Regions from separate parts of the Homo sapiens genome. Here region 2 is linked to region 1. Evidence: chromatin contacts called from ENCODE Hi-C or POLR2A ChIA-PET data. All regions are on one chromosome and are shown on one strand. Each heading gives the region's core, a stretch centred on a gene start or an enhancer-like site at or near the end of the contact. The rest is flanking DNA. Distances are from core to core; before and after follow the strand shown.

Region 1 (2,555 bases), core at 42-2,541:
GTAGCAGCACCTACATCCTCTCCCACTGGGCCATCCTGCCTGTTTCCCCATCCTGACCATGTAGCTCTCTGGACAGTGGCTCTCAAGGTCTGAACCGAGGACCAGAGCCTGTCTACAGCCAAATCAGGCAAAATAAGGGGAACAGATAATTTTTCAAAAAGTTAATCATTTAAGGAATCAACCTTTACTCTGTAATCTAAGTTCCTAACTCAGTTTTTGTTTTGTTTTGTTTAATTTACGGATCTGAAAAACCCACAGGCTTTCTCTGTAGGATAGCAAATTATGTGTGAGCTCTCTTTCCCAAAGCACAACAGCAAGGGGTAAAGATGCAGCCACAAAAAGGATGACAACAGTGTTTTCCTGGCTCTGCCCCCATCCCCACTGCCAGGATTACAACCATCTTTCCTTTGTTGTAATTCTCTTGCGACGGGGTGGGCAGGAGTCCCCGACAGAGGGGTGGGGGCGGGTGAGCGGCTCCCAACACCCAGAGCTCGGAATCACTGTCCCTCGGCCGTAGACCAAGGCTTGGTGGTGGTAGCGGGGGCGTGGACATCCATCCATTCTTTGATACAGCCCTGTGGGATTTCTTTACTCCCCAGTCATATGTAAGGTACACTGCAAAAGCGGCTTCAAGTCCCCTCCCCAGCTAATTACCTTCGCGGAATGACGCCTCGGCCCCTCACAGAAGCAGACCCTGGTGGGCTGTCCCGTCCGGGCTCCAGAGAGGCTCCGCCGCCCGCCGGGATCCAGGGCTGAGCTCTCCCGGGGGGAGGTAAAACCCGACAGGGGATAACGGGTCACAGCACCGTCCTGGCACTAAGTCACGGGACTTGGGCACGCTGAGTTAGCCGGCGGGAAGGCCTGTGGCGGCAATCACCAAAGGTCGAGCAAGGGCGCACCCATTTCCTCCAAAAATGAGCTAAAGGGAAAGCAGTGCCCCAGAGTCAAGGGATCGGGGCTGCTGCTCCTTCGACTAGCGGCGCGAACAAGTCATGCTACTTGGGCCTGTTTCCTCAACTGTAAAATGAGGGGTCTAGGATTCCCTCTGGGAATGTACGATTCTAAAATCGAACAGGGTTTGGTAGCACCGCCGGGGCGGAGCCTTACGGGGCGCCGCGGGAATCCAACGACAGGACTCGCCACAGTGGGAGCTCTCTCCAGACCCTACTCTAGCCACGACGCTGCGGGGTCAGAGGGCGGCGTGCGCGTCCCCGCCGGGACTGCGTGCGCGTCCCCGCCCAGCTGTCGGCAGAAGCCGGGCCGGGTGGGCGGGGCGCAGCGGGGCGGGGCGCGCGAGGAGGGTGGCTGCCTCTGGAGCAGGCCGGGAGAAGAGAAAAGGCGGCGGCCCGGCTGGGGAAGAGGGGCGGAGGAGGCGGTTCGGACGGCTGTGTGGGGTACGGAGCGTCGCCGGGACAGAGCGGAGCAGCTGGGCACGGCGTCCAGGGCAGCTAGGGCCTGGGCCGCGGTTCGGCCGCGCCGGCCGGTGAGTGACGGGAGGCCCGCAGGGGAGGCCGGCGCCGTCCGCGCTGCGGCGGGGACGAAGGCAGCGGCCGGGCAGTTTGAGGCCGCGGCCGGGACCGAGGCGCTGGCGCTGGCGGCCGTGGGGTTGACGGGCCCGGCCTGGAGCAGAGGAAAGGCGGCTGACCCCGGTCCATGCGCGTCCCGGGTCGGCCGTCCGGGCGCCCTGAGAGGGCGTCCGCCGCGCTCGTGTCCTCGCCGGGCCGCATGCCGGGCCAGCCGTTGAGGTCAGCAAATGGCGACTTAAGCCTCGAGGGCACCGACCTCCGTGTCCCCCCCAGTTTGTGTGTCTTTGTATTGGGAAGGGACGAAGGAGGAGTTAAACTTAGGGAACCCTAAGCTTCTCGTTCCGTCTGGTTTTTAGAAACTTGGGTTATTTGGGGACAAATGGCTTAAAGTAAGACTGGGGAGGCATCATCCACTGTCTGCACGGGATGAGCAAAGTTGGTAACTTTGCCATTCATGGAAGTGAGAGGATCTTAGCCTTAGCCTCGGTCCTTATTAAAGGGGAACTTCCTTATTTTGCAGACCTGAGGTTATTTGTGTTGTTCCAAGACCTGCGCCTTGGAACTCCTTTGCTTGGAAGGGGTTTATAGAGCGCGTGCTGAATTCAAAGTAATCTGCCAGTATGTTTTTAACGGGTATATTTGGGAGTATAGAGGCAAAGAGGCAAAACAGTATGTGTTTACCAATGTCCTAGTACTCCATTTCCCTCTCCCTTTCTCTTGTTTTTCTTATTGAGCCCTGTTGTAAGTCCCAGATAAAAGATGCTTGGGAACGAATTGACCTTTTATTCCATGATTACTTCGTTGACTCTGATCCAAGATGAAGTTATTTATGGGCATTCTGATATCGGTGTAGATTAATTTAAAATCTTTTAATACAAAATCCCAAACTTTTTAAATTTTAATTTCCATTTGCTAAATTTCAATACTGTTTGTTCTTTAGAGACCTATGGAAATTATATTAACAGGTTTTGCATTTGCTCATACTAAGGTTTTCCAAAGCAGTCCAATTGTTGACATGGCAAAAGGAAA
Region 2 (2,555 bases), core at 40-2,539, 90 kb before region 1:
GCAGGACAGTATGGGAATAACAGAACAGGCAAGGATACGTGATGAGAGCATCATGACCTAAGGATCATCTAGTCCTGTTCCCTCTCTGTGAATCCCCTGAATACATTTTACAGTCAGCCCTGTGTATCTGTGGATATAGCCAACCATAGATCAAAAATACTTGGAAAAAGAAAAATTCCATGAAGTTCTAAAGAGCAGAACTTGAATTTGCAGCATGCTGAGTTTACATTGAATCCACGCAAATGCAATGATGTGTAGGGATTATATGAGGTAATCTAGAGATGATTTAAAGTATACAGGAGGATGTGTGTATGTTATATGCAAATATGACATCATTTTATATAAGGGCCTTGAGCATCCTGGGATTTTGGTATCCACAGGGGTTTTGGAAGCAGTCAGTCCCTCACAGATACTGAGGGAGGACTATATTTTTAAAGCAAATACCAAAGAGTTATTGAAGGAAGAAGTAGGTGACTTATGGTGCAGCCCTGAGGCATTTGACAGTTATTCTTTATCCTGCCTGCACTTAGGAGCTATGCTGCTTCCCAGTCCCTCTCTCCCTTTCTTCCCACTCCTATAGTTTCTCCTTTCCTTTCCATAAAGATAGTCTTTCTTAGCCCTTCCTTTTTTCTCTTCTTTCTCTTCCTCTGGCCACAGCATCTCAAGGGCCACAGATGGCCTTTGTGGCTAAGAAGAGGTGGCTCACCCTTAGGTGACAGCATGCATCACAGTACAAGGAACTGGCATAAGAAAGAACTGCTGTGTCAGGTTTTGCGCAGAGAGGTTAAGGAAGTGATTGCTCTAGCTACTGGTAAACAGCACAGCCTCTACGAAACTGAGTCATTGAGCCCATCAAATCCAAACACCTGTTCATTTTATGGCAGCTTTCCTAGACACCCAGGATAGAGATTGGCACAGTTACATGTGCTGTGCTGTTGGAGCAGGGATATCGGTATATAAATACTGTTTATTGTGCTCTCACTTCTCGCTGTCTTTCATGAGTATTGATTAACACGTGAATTAACTGAAGCATCTTTTAAAAAAAATTAAGTTTATAGAATTTACTAAAGATAATTTCCCTTTTTATCATAGATGCACATGTAATTACATTTCCTTTTCTTAAACATAAGACTATTGTACCATTGTGCGGGCAAATTTTATCCCTCCTCGACGTTGTCACACTGCTTCACGCCATGTTTAGGTTGGCTCTTCACTGCTTTTTCTGTTACCATTTGTGTCTGCCACATTTGCCTTGTGCTTCCTGTCTCTTCTTCTGACTTCTGTCACATTTCTGGCCTGCTGTCTGTCACTTCCTCCTTGAAACATCAGCTTATTGTATTCTGAGACTTCACCCCTCTCTTGTGACTCTTTGAAACTTCCACATAAATGATCATATTGCCTATTTTGGATTAGTATGTAAATAAAGATGGCTTTGTGTAAATAATTAAGGCATTATTTTCAAATTTTAGAAACTACTAGTTCCAATTATTTCTAAACCTAGTTTTTTTCTTTATATTACTGTTGATTATCAAATCGTTGTTCTTTAACAAGCAATACTGACAAGTAATTTTTTATTTAATTGAAATGTTTATATTATCTGAAATATAAAATTTATTTCTGAAATGATTATTTCACTGTATTTATGTCAAGATTCTCAGACATAGCAAACCATATATCGTACAGAATGCTTAATCATATAGCTTTTTTGTGGATAAAAGATATTTGGAAAGCATAAAACTATTATTTATTAGTAGTAGACATTTTTAAGTAGTATTTCTTGGAAATAAGAGATTTTACAATGTAAGGAATGCTGTTGATTGACCATAGATATAAAATGAATACTGGGATCACAAATGTCCTGTTCGGTGGATGCACTTAAGTTGAAGACCATTTCTTCCCTAGCAACAGTGTGATGGTATTCCTAAATGACCTTTGGAACCTACTGGGCATCTCACAAAGTAAACAAAATTCCCCTTGCAAGTTCTGACAACTGCCAGGCATTTTGGATGGTGAAGTAGGCCTCCTGGCAGAACATATGGCCCACATGTCTTGTTCCCTGTGTCTTACATTTGGCTAGGTTTTATACAAAGCATTTTGCCAGTGGAAACCCTGACCCTATATACTGGTCAAGAGTCTTAGATAATAAGAAATTTCTGTCCGGGAGAAAATAGATACAGCCACTACATAGATATAGTGACAGCAATACAGTACCCTTCCCACCCACCACATGCTACACAATTGCTTTTTTTGTCAAACTTTTAAGTATGTGACCATCAACTGGCCTGCTTTTTAAAATAAATATTTTTGTTCAGGCTCTGTCTCCATAAACTTTGACTCATTAGACCTGGGATGTGGTCCAGAAATCTGCATTTTTAGCAAGCATATCTCTTGATAATAGAGATATCTTATACAGCCTTTTTGTAGAGAAAAAAACTCTGTATCTCTACATTCCAACTCACAGAGAAGCCTAGCCATACTATGTGTAGAATTCTACATGTGGAATTCTATTCTGTTTTTTTTTTATTTGAATTTTTGTTCATTTAATTTAAAGATCA

What was found. Hi-C counts contacts between places; a loop is a spot of excess contacts on that map. ChIA-PET counts read pairs that join two places held with the same protein, here RNA polymerase II (POLR2A). Pooled maps may share reads with other maps.
Region 2: a loop to region 1 is called in a map of gastrocnemius medialis, with 2.6 times the contacts of the local background. The contact joins the enhancer-like site here to the promoter of FBXO30 in region 1. A Hi-C loop is called at or near these places in 8 of 168 maps with a recorded cell type or tissue (HepG2, IMR-90, MCF 10A and 4 more), 1 of 37 single-sample maps with no recorded cell type and 9 of 50 pooled maps. POLR2A ChIA-PET finds 5 or more read pairs at or near these places in 6 of 52 experiments (AG04450, GM12878, H1 and 3 more).

The regions. Positions count from the first base shown.
Region 1 is chr6:145,813,531-145,816,085 of GRCh38, reverse strand. It overlaps FBXO30 (F-box protein 30), which reads left to right and starts at 1,291. Exons shown (of 3, transcript NM_032145.5): 1 at 1,291-1,483. All of the region lies in intron 1 of EPM2A-DT (EPM2A divergent transcript), which reads right to left. RefSeq lists enhancers at 201-270, 1,328-1,882 and a silencer at 1,111-1,650.
Region 2 is chr6:145,903,310-145,905,864 of GRCh38, reverse strand. All of the region lies in intron 25 of SHPRH (SNF2 histone linker PHD RING helicase), which reads left to right. Among named protein-coding and RNA genes, the nearest start is that of SHPRH, 60 kb to the left of the region's middle. Within about 2 kb of position 1,289, at least 3 of the 41 ENCODE cell types and tissues checked have a DNase peak (open chromatin) inside an H3K27ac peak, as active enhancers do; they include GM12878 and gastrocnemius medialis, where a contact is called at or near this core.